2 separate regions of the Mus musculus genome follow, and region 1 is linked to region 2. The links are chromatin loops, found by intact Hi-C in ENCODE. Cell type or tissue: heart. All regions are shown on one strand.

Region 1 (8,000 bases), 86 kb after region 2:
CCAGGAATTTGGGATTAGAATATGTGAGCAAATTTTGGTGAGGATATGAACATAGAGTCCTGCCTTCTGACAGCCTTTCTTGCAGTCCAATGTAGGCAGAGTCTATTCTGTCACAGGACTTCAGTACCACATTCTAACATGCAACTCCCACCAATGGGAATTCGATCAAGATTCCTGCTAACCCTAAAAGTCTACTACAATTATTTCATTTCCATTGAAATCTGTAGTTAGACTCAATTCTCAAATTGTGGTAGACTGATTCACACCCAAGCAGTTGCATGTCTGGCCAGTTTTCATCAGCAAAAATAGGGGTAAAATGGCAGTGTATCTTTAGGGCATTGTATTGAGACTGAAAATAAGCAAGAAATGGAGCATGTCAAGCTGAACATAGGGATATGTTTCCTGACTCAGTGTTTTAGATTTGGAAATGGGATGGCTTTAATTAGTATTTGGTTGATTGAACCGAATAATAGACCCAGAAGCAATTTACCCAAACTGGAGTTGAAATGTATACTATTCCTGTTGTATAGAGAAAGACTCTCAAAAGCAAAAGTGGATTTATAATAACAAATCAGCTCACATACTTGGACAAGCCCTTATTCAAGATTTCATACTTGATCATGAACCCTAAAGTTACAGTTCATCATAACTAAGTATAATTTTATTCATCAAAGTACTTTTTACACTTTTAAAATTTACATATTTATTTTTTAAATTTTTTATTAGATATTTTCTTTCATTTACATTTCAAATGATATCCCAAAATCCCCTATACCTCCCCTCTGCCCATCTATTTTTATATATTTTAATTTACCCTTTAAGAATTTAATACATGTGGAATTGTTTCTGTCCCATTTCTCCATTAGACTCCTGGATCCACACAGACATCCTTGCAACTTCATTTTCCTCGTCTTCTTATTTTTTTAAATATAAATAAGCCACTGAATTTAATTTGTGCTCTCCACATGCACATGTATGTGGGGACATGCACAGAAGCATGGTCAACCAACCACAAATTACAGCTCTAAAGAAAGCTGCCTTTTCCTCCCCTGGCAGTCCTTTGGGTATTTATACTTTTTAATTTAATTTTTTTTTTACATTTCTAAAAAATTTTTACATGTACTTAAAAATTCTGAATACAAACAAGATTGACACTTTCAAATTTTACTTAGCTAAGATAACTGAAACTCATTTAGGTTTGTGAATTTTTTCCTATTGTTAAAAATAACAAATATATGTGTTTAGCCATCCTTTCAGATGGATGAGACATCCAAATGATAGTAGATCGATGGTAAATGTATTCAGCTGTAAGCAATGCATTTAACAGCAGCTGAGGATAAATATTAATGAAAAATAGTTCACTACACAAGCTCGACATGAGAAGTCATTAGGGATATATCTACGATAAAAATACACCACAGCCTGACTGCAAAGAAAGTGAGATGTGTGGGAAATGACTTCTACAAGAGGGCAAAGTTCCCTGGAAAAAAAAAAAAAGATAGTTCAATTTCCTCTCCCCAAGCTGTCTTTTTAAAATAACATGACATACCACACATTTTGACACAACTCCACATGACTCAGGGGCCTTTCTTTAAATAAGACCAGAACACATTCATGGAGCCTGAGTCACCTCTAACCCTCCGAACTTGGTGAAGATTACTGATCAGCCCTCATTCCTAAGTCAGTACGGGAAAGTTCTGATTTGGGCAGTTAACCGAACATTCTGTTTTGCAGTAAACAAGTTATGGTTTTCCTTCTTTCCTTCTTGCCTCACCCAAAAAGGGAAAAAATGCATGTAATTTAAAAATGTGCTTTTCTACAATAAACAAAAACTCCTCATTTCTTCAAACTAAGCGATGTTTACGGAGATGACTTAGAAATATATGAGAAAATAAATAACTCATTAACATAGAAAATCAATCCATGATAGGCTCCCTTTGGAAAACTGTTTCCTCCGAGATAATTAATCCAGGAGAATATTTGTTCTTCCAAGATCAGGGAGATCCTTCTAGAGAAGGCTAAAATTTAAGACTGTTCTGAGGATGGAAAGTGAAGAAATGCGGCTGCGCCTCTTTGTTACACACAGCACTCATCACATACTGGGGTGTTTGTGATTTCACAATCCTATCCACAATATTAAAAGCCTGTATTTTCTGTTTGTTTTTTTTTTTAATAGCTATGATACAGTGGGATATGGTAATGAAACTGTTGAACTTTCAGGAGGCTAGATAAGGTATTGTCTTTTCTTGCTAAGCTGTAGTCTTAATTTCCCTTATTTAAAATGATAAAGGTAGTGTTTACATCACATGTGAACAAAAATATCTAATGCATACAGACATCTATTGTTTGGATTTTGTGTCCATCACAAGAGTTAAGAGCAACAAATAAAGAGTTGTCATGCCTGACCAAACTCTGAAGGCTTTGGAACTTCACTCACTGGATATTTCCAGGGATGGGAATCAGTTGACAAAGACTTGTGGTCACTTCCTATGAATGATGTCTTTTCCAGGAAGTGGTATACCCATTACCGTCTATAGTATTATGTGTTAATCATTTCGTGTCTCTCTCAGGTATTCAAATCATCAGCCTGAACAGTGATGGCTAGATGGCTGTGATTGCTCTCCAAAACTCCTGTCCCATTTCCCCAGTCATCACTAATATACAGAGACAGAGACAGAGAGAGAGAGACAGAGAGAGAGAGACAGACAGAGACAGAGAGACAGAGAGACAGAGAGGCAGAGAGACAGAGAGAGGCAGAGAGACAGAGACAGACAGAGACAGAGACAGAGACAGGCACAGGCACAGGCACAGGCACAGGCAGGCACAGGCACAGGCACAGGCACAGGCACAGGCAGGCACAGGCACAGGCACAGGCACAGGCACAGGCACAGGCACAGGCACAGGCACAGACACAGACACAGACACAGACACAGACACAGACACAGACACAGAGACACAGACACAGACACAGACACAGACACAGGCACAGGCACAGACACACACTCAGACACAGACTCGGGAACAGACAGAGAGACAGAGTAGGGATTCAAGCTTTTAACTTGAGACAAGATTTCTTTTTTCCTCACAAACAACCAACTCTTTTTTTATATATCTCATTTCCCCCTTTTTTATTAGCTATTTTCTTTATTTACAATTCAAATGCTATCCCAAAAGTTCCCTATACCCTCCCCCTGTCCTGCTCCCCTACCCACCCACTCTCACATTTAACAACCAATTCTTACCATCATATAATATAGCAAAAAAAAATCTTTCAAGAAATAGTCATGTTCCAGGTGAGCCAATGTTCTTCACAGGTCTGAAAGAACACATCCTGATGGGAAATGACTGTGTGTTGTGTTCTTTTGAAAGGCTTATTGACAAAAACAGATGGTGCAGGTGTCTGCCTGCAGTTGTAATTGTAGTGACCTTCCTGTAACTAAAACAAACACCCAAACACCATCTCATCTCATCTCCTGGCTGCCATTAAAAGTCTTACTTTTTTTGTCCTGGAAACAAACATTTTTAAAATTTTAATAGAAAAGAAGGAATCAAGAACATATAAAAGAAGGAAACACGCACTCAGGTAGAGAGAGAGAGACAGAGAGAGGGAGAGAAAGGGAGAGAGAGACAGACAGCCATCAAATAAATAAACAGCACAAAGGCTCCTGTGGTTGTCAGGCTCAGATACTGAAGATCAGACTTAAGCAACACATGTCTGGCTGCTGAGACAGAGGGACTGGAATAAATCCAGCAAGGACACATCTGGGAGTGCCAGTGTGTGAATGCAGTTTAGCTGGCCTCCCACACAACAGGAATTCCACCAGAAGTATGTGCTCTGGGTGGAAGAGAGCAAAAATGTGTTCAGAATATCACTAAGGAGACCCAGATGCATTATCTCGGCCAGAGTGCAGAAGACAGTGCAGAGAGTGAATGGTTCCCAGACTAAAGCAGACAGTGTGCTTTATTGACATTGGTGGAGCTGGGCATCGGAAAGAAGGGACGAGAAATACTCAGTATACTGAGAAGGATGAGACGCTTGAAAGCATCAGGACATATTTCCGGAGCTTTCAAAACCAATAATGTCTGTGGCATTTTGCAGGCAAAGAATGATCAAATTAAAGGCATTTTAATCTTCCTGCTCCAGGTTTTGGCTGTCATAAGTTCACCTTTAAAATATCAAGGCAGTTGCTCCTCCTGAGTTTGCTTCTCTATAACAGGTTGTTTTTATAACCAACATACAATTTTCAGAATGAGTTTTGGTGCAAGAAATATATTTGATCTTACAGTTACAAAAGTGTTTTTGGCTTCCAGACTCACTTTGAAAGAAGACACATGTGTGGGCTATCATGTGTGTTTATTTGCAGAGCTTTGATCTTTTAAAATGTGTCTTCAGTAGCTTAGTTCTGCTTAAATACTCCTAAATTTTACCATTATAAATAAATAAATATACATACATTTATATTTGTGTTTTATCATTTTTTAATTCACAGTTTAAATAAAAATATATCTTTCCATTAATACAGAAAAATAGTTGTAGATATGAACATACATTTCAAATAGTCATCCTCCCACAAATTACATGTCTAGTCAAAGGGGACTTAACAAATCCAGCAAAACGCTTTTCTGAACTGTGTCAATTCTGTTTACCTGAGACATTTTAGTAGTTCATTCTCTCAGTTGGATGCATATTAACATGTATAAGCTAGCTGTGACATCATATATCAATTTAAATTTTTATAGTGTATAGCTTTATTTTTTATTAGATATTTTCTTTGTTTACATTTCAAATTTTATCCCCCTTTCTAGTTATCCCCTCAAAAAAAATCCCCATACCCTCCCCCTCCCCCTGCTCCCCAACCCATCCACTCCCACTTCCTGGCCCAGGTATTCCCCTATACTGGGGCATAGAACCTTCACAGGACCAAGGGCCTTTCCTCCCTTTGATGACCAACTAGGCCATCCTCTGCTACATATGCAGCTAGAGACACGAGTCCCACCATGTGATTTCTTTGGTGGTTTAGTCCCAGGGAGCTCTGGGGTTAGTGGTTAGTTCATATTGTTGTTCCACCTATGGGGTTGCAAATCCCTTCAGCTCCTTGGGTACTTTCTCTAGCTCCTTCATTGGGGACCCTGTGCGCCGTCCAATAGCTGACTGTGAGCGTTCACTTCTTTATTTGCCAGGCACTGGCATAGACTTACACGAGACAGCTATATCAGGCTCCTGTCAGCAAAAACTTGTTGGCATATGCAATAGTGTCTGGGTTTGGTGGTTGTTTATGGGATGGATCCCCAACTGGGACAGTCTCTAGATGGCCATTCCTTCCGTTTCTGCTCTGAACTTTGTCTCTGTAACTCCTTCCATGGGTATTTTATTCCCCCTTTTAAGAAGGACTGAAGTATCCATACTTTGGTTTTCCTTCTTCTTGAGTTTCATGTGTTTTGCAAATTGTATCTTGGATAGTCTGCATTTCTAGGCTAATATTCACTTATCAGTGAGTGCATATCATGTGTGTTCTTCTGTGATTGGGTTACCTCACTCAGGATTATATCCTCCAGATCCATCCATTTTATATAAATTCATTGTTTTTAATAGCTGCGTGGTACTCCATTGTATAAATGTACCACATTTTCTGTATCCATTCCTCTGTTGAAGGACATCTAGGTTCTTTCCAGCTTCTGGCTATTATAAATAAGGCTGCTATGAACAAAGTGGAGCATGTGTTCTTATTACATGTTGGAGCATCTTCTGAGTATATGCCCAGGAGAGGAATTGATGGATCTTCTGATAGTACTAGTCCAATTTTCTGAGAATCTGCCAAGCTTATTTCCAAAGTGGTTGTACCAGCTTAAAATCCCACCAGCAATGGAGGAGTGTTCCTCTTTCTCCACATCCTTGCCATCATTTGCTGTCACCTGAGTTTTTGATCTTAGCCATTCTGACTGGTGTGAGGTGGAATCTCAGGTTTGTTTGCATTTCCCTGATGATTCAGGATGTTGAACATTTTTTAGGTGCTTCTTAGCCATTTGGTGTGTTTTATCATTTTAAAACTTCAGTAATATCTTTTATCAGATAATCCACTGTGAAGAGGTTATAGAGGTGACAATTGGCCATGAGAACTTTTCCATTTTATTCTCAAGGTGTGTGGCCTTAGCATCTTGTCTGTTAGAATTAGCCTAACTTGCATCTTTCTATATACATACCATAGTGTTTCCCATTGTGGTCACACACACTAATCCTTTTCTTCTCTGCTGGCTACAAGGTTACAAGTTTAATTGCAATACTAACATCATTAATTGATGGTAATGGTATCAATAATTTTTAGAGTTATCCACCTGGAAGAGCAAGTTGTTTATTTAACAACCTAACAGCAAAATGAGTGTAGTAGTTTGAGTATGCTAGGCCCAATGAGTGGCACTATTTGGAGGTGTGGCCTTGTTGGAGGAAGTATGTCACTGTGTGTGTGGGCTTTAAGACCCTCCTCCTGACCATTTTTAGAGTCACGTGTCTCCTATTGGCCTGTAGATGAAGATGTAGAACTCTCAGCTCCTCCTGCACTATGCCTGCCTGGACACTGTCATACTCCTTGATGTTAATGGACTGAACCTATGAACCTGTAAGCCAGCCCCAATTAAAGATTGTCCTTATAAGATTTGCCTTGGTTATGGTGTCTGAACCTACTGGTAAAACACTAAGACAATGACTTACATAAATTGAGCAAGGGTGCTTCAAGAATGGGGTGTGTATGTGTGCATGCATGAGTGTGTGTATGTTTGTATGTGTGTGTGTGTGTGTGTGTGTGTGTGTGTGTGTGTGTGTGTGTGTATTTGGGTAGTGTTCTCATGTCTTAGTTAGGGTTTTACTGCTGTGAACAGACACCATAAGCAAGGTGCCTCTTATAAGGACAATATTTAATTGTGGCTGGCTTATAGGTTAAGAGGTTCAATACATAATCATCAAGGCAGGAGCAAGGAAGTGCTTAGGCAGAGCTGAGAGAGTTCTACATCTTCATCTGGATGCTGCTACCTGAATACTGACTACCAGGGAGCTAGGATAAGGGTGTTATAGCCCACACCCTCAGTGACACACCATCTCCAACAAGGCCACAGCTTTTACTCAAGTCACTCCCTTGACTAAGGGTATACAAATCACCACAACTCATGCATCCTTTGCTTACCTTCATCTCTCATTAGACATGGTCCTTTTTAAAGTAGAGTCTCTCACTGAAACTGGAGTTTATCCTCTGAGCTAAGCTGCCTTTGTCCATGAGCTCTCTAAGAAGTGAAGATATAGACTTGCATCTCTGCATTGGTGATGGAAATGGACCTAAGATGTGCACATCAAGCACAGCCCATTGCCTATTCTCCAACCTGAGTGAGAGTTTTACGATGGCTGAATAAGTAGGTTAAAATGATAATGGTCCATCCTCTTGTTTCTTGAAACTTGTGGCAAAATTTATGATTCCTGGGGGTTAAATAAATGGCTCAGTAGTTCTTGCAGAGGTCTCAGGTTTGGTTCCCAGCACCCATATGGCACCTTTTAAATGTTTGTAACTCAAGCTCCAATGGATCCAGTGCTTTCTTCTGACTTCCTTGGGTTTATACATATACACCGTATATATACATACTCACAGGCACAAAAACACATGCACGTAGGTAAAATAAACAAATATTTTAAAATGAAAAATATTATGATTTGGTATATGTATGAATGCATGTTTTTAAATATTATACCTCTATTTATTTGATTGGTCTGTCTGTCTATCTGTTTATCTGTCCATCCATATGTCTGACTGCTTGAAACAGATATGTAATAAGAAAACAGCCTATAGCCCCTATAATACAAAAACAATTATAGAACACTGGACTTTAACCCTTAATGGAATTATTTTCCAGTTGTTAGTGAATGATATGGAAATTATTCCATAAGATGAATTTATATTACTTAATGAATTATTATAAAAGTAATAATTGTACAAAAGTTTATAAGCTTTTGTACTAAG
Region 2 (8,000 bases):
CAGAATTTTCTCACTTGTATAAGAAAAAAAACCCAAAAGAACATCTACACTAGCAGAAGAGAGTGGATTAAAAATTGGCTATGATGGAAAAGGCAAGCAGAGTTTGGCATGACTATCATGGCAGCTTATACTCAACAATGCCCAGGGTCTTGGCAACATTAACTGTGTGAAAAAATGCCAGGAGAATTATGGGCCTTGACTTCTTAAAATAACAGGATTTCATTTAGTGGATTGTTCTGCACAGTTCAGCAGACAATGGCCACAGGCTGTCTTCAGTGGTTAGTGTTCAGACCACAAAATAAATTGAGGATGCAGCTAACATAAATAAGAACTTTCGAGAGCAAACCACTGAAAAGAATCAAATGCTGTGGACAGTGAAAGGTTTGAAGATGCAGCCAGATCCTACCTCATAAGCTTTCTGCTTGCTAGCCACAGAAAATGCAACTGGCAGGTTTCAAAACAGTATTTTTGTTTGTACTTTCCCTTGTATTTTACAATATTGGGGATCAAACCCAGAGACTATCCTAATAAACTTGGATTCGTTTTTAAGATCCAAAGAAAAACTACTGCACGTGGCCCTGTTTTGTAGGCTGCAGAGCATTGTAAAAACTTGGAAGCAGTCATGAATTAAAAGGAACCAAATGAGTCAGCCAGCCACAGGATGTCAGAGGCCGGCAGGGTATATTGCTGTTTGAAATCTGTATTCCAAACTTCTTGTAAGATTAAAGATGCTTCGGCATCCTGTGGCCCACAACATCAGCTGAGTTGAAGGGCATAGCGGTGGGCAAAACAAGCCCCACTCATTCACTTTTGTCCGAAGACAGTAATGGTTGCCACTACTCTTAAATTGAATCAGACAGCACTGAGGAGAGAATGGGGGCAGAAAACAGAACCTTTAGTTTTAGACAGAACTCTTCAGTGACCTGATACAATTCTCTAGGGAACATTCTCCTGATCTGACCTAGGAGTAGGGCATGAAGAAGTCCCGCACTGCTGTGTCAAGAGTTGACCACAATTAGGTGTGCTGTCTTTCCTAGTCCCGAGTACTCAGCACTGTTTCATGATCTCTCTTCAGGTTTTGAGAGTTTGTTTCAGGCTTTCTGCATGCATCTTCTACAGATTTCAGAATTAGGGTGTTACCATTATTTTCCTCCACAGAAGACACATCTGGGGACTTGGCTTTCTAGCAGATCTGAAGGTAAGTAAAGGGTAGAGTTGATATTTGAACACATGTGTGGTAGGAAGCTGGGATACCCAACTGCCTGGTGTTAGCACCGAATGCCTGGTGTTTAGAAAGTTCTTTCCGAGAAACCAGATTGAATGCCCCCAAATTTTTTGAATTCCCTCTGTCCCATCACACACTGGTCTTATTATGTTCTTACAATTGTGATTTCCGTTGTTTTTTTTTTTTTCTATTTCTGACCACATATATTGATTGACACATGATAGAAAATTTTTGTGTAATATAAAAATGCATACGTTCATATTTCTTGGACACTTACTCTTATATTCATCCTTAACAAAGGTATCCTAGTCAGGAAGATCCACTTCATTTGAGAGTGTGTTTTTTTCTTATTCCTTTTTTTAAAGGTAAGTAGCAAGTAGTTTTAATTGCATAATATGATAATGGGTACTTACTGTTATATATTTAATAGTAAATATTTCTATGTAAGAATATGTAATTTTAAAATTATACTTCTATGGAAGTAAACTTTTCAGCTATTCAAAGGCTTACATTAGGAGGATGAATAATAAGGAAAGGAAGAAAGGAGAAAAATCTTAGCAGGACAGACTGTTTAATGAGACCAATTATTGCCTTATGTCCACCTCTAGGGTACAGAAAACAGAAATAGAGTTTGCATCTTTCCACATGCCCTTAGGATATGAACAGAGACCTCCACCAACGGCATGTTCCAAGCATTTACTTTTAAAATAGACAAAATTACTAAAATGCAAAATGCAAGCAGGTGAGATTTCAGCAGTCATAATATGCTCGATCATTTCTAATTTTAATCTGTGAAGACACATAGCAACAAAACATCATTAGGGTGGTTCATGTCCTGGGGAAAGCACAATAACATCTGTGCAAACACAAAAGCACTGTGACATTGTGTTTCCACCCCATGGAAAAAGGCAGTCATTGATTCATTCTCAAGATGGAATGTATTTCAAAAACAAAATAAATTTGCCCTTCTTCGACAAAGAGACTTTATTATGAGAAAAACATATCCAATAGGAAAAATGCATTTTTATTAGCCATATGAAAATTCATTCAAACACCATAAGACATGTCAGGCAAAATGCCACAATATCGAGAGAAAACGGCTCTCTTGGAAATAGTGTCCACTTTGCCTGAGGCCAGTGAAACCTCTAATACTGAGAACTCTGTTTCTCAGTAATTTCATATATTAACTTGTGCATCATTGGGCAATCGTGTAAGATATTCATTTCCTTTATTTTTATAGAAGAAAATCAACAGTATGTGTAATTTAGTACTATTTCTGTCATAGTTTCTTATGCATGTGGACATGACATGCCTATGTGTGCATGTGTATCTGGGATTTAAAACCCTCATGTGTGTGTGTACGTGTATAGAGAACAGAGTTTGATGCTGAAAATCCCCTACTGCTTTTCTTATTTCTTGAGACAAGCTCTTGCTGAACCTGAAGCTCACCCGTTGGCTAGGCTGACCAGTGAGCTCTACATCTGTTTGTCTCTGGCCCCATAACACTGGAAGTATAGGCAGATACCCTATATGTGTGTAGCATACCACTTACCTACTGAAGCATCTCCTCATCTCTATGTCTTTATTTCTTTAAAGCAAGCAATTTTATTTTACAAATTAAAGCAAACATTTGACTAATATTCAATGCCCTGAAGTTTTCATTCTTTTTATTTTTAGTGGCATATAGCTTCTCATTGGTTCTCAAAATATTGGCATTCTGAGCAAGGACACTTGCTTGTAAGTAAGAAACCCAAGATTAGAACTCCAGTGTGCCATGCAGGATTCCACACACAGACAATTCTTTTGCTAATTCTGAACATAGATGTCCAAGTTCACCCCCCAGGGTAGGGTTCAGGGCTCCTGGCTATACCAGGACTATACAACTTGTGTTTTGTTGTCTGAGACAGCAGTGCTAACAACACCTGAGACCCTCTGATTCACAAATATCACTGCAATTTTTTATTATATATTTTCTTTATTTGCATTTCAAATGTTATCCCTTTTCCTGATTTCTCCTCCAAAAATCCCCTATCCCAAACCCCTTCCTCCAGCTCACCAACCCATCTGCCCCTGATTCCCTGTCCTGGCATTTCCCTACACTGGAGCATGAGCCTTCACAGGACCAAGGGCCTCTCCTCTCACTGATGACCAACAAGGTCATCCTCTGCTACATATGAGGCTGGAACCATGGGTACTTCCGTGTGTACACTTTGGTTGGTGGTTTAGTCCCTGGGAGCTCTGGGAGTACTGGTGGGTTCATATTGTTGTTTCTCTTATGGAGCTACAAACCCATTATGCTCCTTGGGTACTTTCTCTACCTCCTCTATTGGGGACCCTGTGCTCAGTCCAATGGTTGGCTGCAAGCATCCATCTCTGTATTTTTCAGGCACTGGCAGAGCCTCTCAGGAAACAGCTATAACAGGCTCCTGTCAGCAAACACTTGTTGGCATCCACAATAGTGTCTGGGTTTGGTGACTGTGTATGGGACAGGTGCAGCAGTCACTGGATGGTCTTTCCTTCAGTCTCTGCTCCACATTTTGTCTCTGTGTCTTCTCCCATGAGTATTTTTACCCCTTCTAAGAAGGACTGAAGTATCCACACTTTGGTCTTCCTTGTTTTTGAGCTTCATTTGGTCTTTGAATTGTATGCATGGGAATATTTTTTGTTTAACACAAGAGATTTTGCCAGCCTGGTCTACAAAGTGAGTTCCAGGACAGCCAGGGCTATACAGAGAAACCCTGTCTCGAAAAACCAAAAAACAAAAAAACAAAAAACAAGAGATTTTGACATAAGGGTCATAACATTATCTCTTTCAATTTCACCAGTTAAGAAAAATAAGTTAAAATTAGCATTTCCTACATTCTCTTTATGGAATATGAATATGTGAAGTGCTTTTTTTTATTCAATTACTGCTAATCAGCCACTATTGCTCCACACATCTTTGCTTTGGACAGATGAACTTCACTTGTTTGACCTAAGACGGAATACCTTACAGATGAAAATATGGTGGTGGTGGTGGTGGTACTGCTGCTTCTGCTGATAGTGATGGTTGTGGTAGTAAATAAGTAGTTCTTGTCATAGATGAAAACTTAAATATCCAGAAGTTAATAGCAAGAGAATCAGGAGGTCAGGACCAGTACAGACTGTACACTGAGAATGTCTTAATAAATAAAAATTGAAGAAAAAGAATTATGTGGGTTGAGAGATGTCATAGCACTTAGGAATGCTGCTAGTCTTACAGAACATCGATGTTCGTTACTAGCAACCTACATAATGGCTTCTAATGACCTCTAAGTCCAGCTCCACAGATTCCGACTCCCTCTGCCTTTCTCCATGAATGCATTCATAGAGCTTGCAAAAACTGATGCAAGCACAAATACATACCCAGGAAAATAAATATCTTAAGTAATAATAAAGCTGTCCCAAATATAATGTTAAGGTTAAATATTAGCTGTGATACAATGTAGATAAGGGTATATATTTCAAAATAGATTTCAATTGTAAAACTTACACATTATTTGCATGGATGAACTTTGTTCATGATCTCTTTTAAAATTTCAAATATACTTTATAACTTTAATTCTAATCAAAATAGTGGAACATTTCCACAAACTGATATTTTATTTATTGCTGATTTCTAGTCTGTTTGTCCCCAAGATAGCTCATTATTCTTGAGAAATAACCCAATATGGTAAATCCATAGTCCAAACAAGTGTAGGTGTCATAAAATGTGCACATGGAATTTTTCTGTTACGTGCTAAACAAAAGAATACATTTCTGTCCCCGGAGCTCTTGACTCTAGCTGCAAATGTATCAAAAGATGGCCTAGTCGGCCATCACTGGAAAGAGAGGCCCATTGGACTTGCAAACTTTATATGCCCCAGTACAGGGGAACGCCAGGGCCAAAAAGTGGGAGTGGGTGGGTAGAGGAGTGGGGGGGGGGTGGTGGGTATGGGGGACTTTTGGGATAGCATTGGAAATGTAAATGAGGAAAGTACCTATTTAAAAAAAAAAGAAATTTCATACTATCCGTGTCTCTTTACCCTTTTGTCATATTAATTTAAGGCACCCAGCATTAGTCAAACCTTGCCAAACTGTACTAGAAAATTTGACAAGAAAGGAGGAGAAATTCTGTGATTGATTATCACATCTAATCTCAGGGCTGCAAAATCTTTGTCTTTTCTCCTTTTTGCACATTCATAGCTATGCAGTGATACAATGAGGAAGCAGAGGATGAATGTGAGTTTTATTCCCACTCTTAATGGGTATTTGAATTAAACTATGTTCTAAAGAAGCCAGGTGCTCCCAAGAGGCCAGAGTGCCACGGCAGAATGTTAATGGACATTGAGTTGGACTTTCTTTATTTCCTGTGCCATCCAACACTTAACATTTCCTACATTACTTCAGAGGATCTTGGAATGGCACACTAATAAATGGCTGAAAAATCCACAGTCATTCTTAATGTTTATAGAGACATTAAGTATTCATTTATCATAAAGAACAAAAATTAATAGAGCAAGGCCAAAGTTTAAGTGGGGGACATACTTATGCTCCCATCTCAGGGGTCCTGGTGAAAGTAGATGCTCTACAATTCTCTCTGGCAAAGCTTGGTCTTGATTTCTCCAATATACCACCACTTCTCCTTAGTCATGGAAATGTGCAGTGGCCTTCAAAGCCTTTCAGGTAATCAGAAATGTAAGTCTGCCTGAGGTCACAGTTCAGGCACCCTGGGTTCCTTTGAAGCTACAGTTGTAGCTACAAGAGCTTTGAAGCAGAGAGGGCATGAATTAAAGGGTGAGCCCCATGTCCTTCTGAGTAGTAGATCTTGTGTTCATCAACCCTTCAATATTCTTTAGTGGGTCTCACCCAACCTGGCATTTGCTATTATCAGACAAGATTTAAAGGACATATACCCAACCTATTCTGACTCATTTGTTTTAAACATCTGAAGCTTTTGAAAGTGCCCTGAAATGATGCTGATCAACTTCTTGTAGAATCATAGTGTCAGCTTCAGTTGGAACAGTGGTGTCTCCAAATAAGATATTAACCCCTCTTAAAAGAAAAAGACAAAGAAAGAGGAGACACCAAGAGAGATTGTTTGTTGGAGTTAGTTGAACAGTAAAGAGAAGAATTCTCCTGTATACCAAGAAATAAACCTTTTGCTACATAGCCATGAACAAGATGAATGATTATAATATAGTCCAGAGAAATATCAATAATGTGTAAATGCATAGTTAGAGGAAAACAATAAAGAGCATATTTTATGCATATTTGATTATTGGCCTTAACATCACAGTTCAACATTCAGATATCTCACGCAATATTGTGTTGTTTCAATGTGAATTATTTTCTTGATTTATCATTGAGAATTCCAATAGGGAAATCCCACCTTAAAACATTTGAAGGGATGTAAGACTTTATATAAACTATAACAATCAAACTATCTCTGAATTGATTATTTAATGGTAACTACTTAACTATCTTGTTCAGGAGAATATTTAATAAACTACAACAAGACAGTTGTCACTAGGAGCTCAGAAAGTCAAAATTGTCAATGTAATCACCAATGACTGGCAAACTTTTCTAACATAGAGAACAATTACCCAGAATTCCATGTGTAACTGCTCATGCGCCATGCAAGCAGACCACTTTCACGCTACTCTATGTGGTAGTTTTCAAACTCCATCTTGAATGAAGAAGATGTTCATTACCCGGCTGATTGTCACAGGCAGATGGCATCAATTTATTTCTCAATTTAAAAGGGCTGACCATTACACAAGCCAACCTGTTTGGGGAATATGGTAAAAATTGTAGCAAAGTACATTTAACATTTTCAAGCCATAAGGTCAGGATAGCTGCATAAGTGTTTACTGGGTTCTTTTTGGCATCCTTAAAGAGATGCTAACTAAATGAGGCATAAAGGCCAGGGTGGTAACTGATTATTGAACTTCAGAGGATAGAGGCAGAGCAGTAGAATTCTCTGCTTCTACCTCCTTCACATTGGCAAAGTCTCTCCACTCATCTGAGTCTCCTTCTCTTGTTTACAGAGTCCTTCACAGTGTGTGCACTGGGCCTTCTTTACATGACCACCTCTCATTACATCCTCTTGGAACAGTAACTCAGGCAGCATTCAAAGATGGCAGCCATGTTTGACTTTGTATTTCCAAATATACATCCACAGAAGTGTCCGGTGAGAGATAACATGACGTCTTATTTCTCTTTTAACTCTTCCCTTTAAATTTATTTCCCTTCCACTCCTTCTATATCATAACTCTATGATTTCCTAAGATTATTTGAGATTCTTATCCAAGTCCAGCTAAGATAAAACAGGATGTTCCCAATTTGCAGTGCTATCTTGCATATTTAAATAAAAGAGAAGGATATATTGAGTCAAACTCTAAATAATTATTGTTAGCTTCTGAATTTTTATGCAGTGATAAATATGCATGAGAAGTTACATACACAGTGTAACTTTGAAATGCACAATTGCCCAGGTATCATACATGCAAGTGGTGTGTGCATTTATTTGTTCAAAAAGAGCTTTTGTTCTTGTCTTCAAATTTTTTTGAAGTTTAATGTTTCTCAGTCAATAATATTCCATTTCTTTAGGCAGCTCATAATAATGAATAAGCTTGCAGGTTAATCATAATTTAAAACTCTTTAAGTATAGAAATTCCTAATCACTAACTCCATCTACCAACTTCTACCTCATTCAAAATTTTACAATACTTTATTTTTTTTCCTTTACATAGTGTGATGGCTATTCCTGGTTGTC

The links. Peaks named below come from ENCODE experiments on the same cell type or tissue, not always from the same donor. Only the 100,000 strongest peaks of a DNase experiment are listed, where the experiment ranks them.
Region 1: a loop joins it to region 2, with 2.6 times the contacts of the local background. A loop is called at or near these places in 3 of 42 quality-filtered maps.

Annotation. Positions count from the first base shown.
Region 1 is chr13:5,344,337-5,352,336 of GRCm38, forward strand. No RefSeq gene overlaps it. Among named protein-coding and RNA genes, the nearest start is that of Gm40659, 90 kb to the left of the region's middle. In heart, no CTCF peak of the experiment used is centred here; DNase peaks (open chromatin) are centred at 1,625, 3,375 and 3,775; H3K27ac peaks cover 554 bases.
Region 2 is chr13:5,257,856-5,265,855 of GRCm38, forward strand. Gm40659 (a long non-coding RNA gene) reads left to right here and starts at 947. Exons shown (of 3, transcript XR_873108.1): 1 at 947-1,198; 2 at 7,273-7,415; 3 at 7,978-8,000. In heart, no CTCF peak of the experiment used is centred here; no DNase peak of the experiment used is centred here.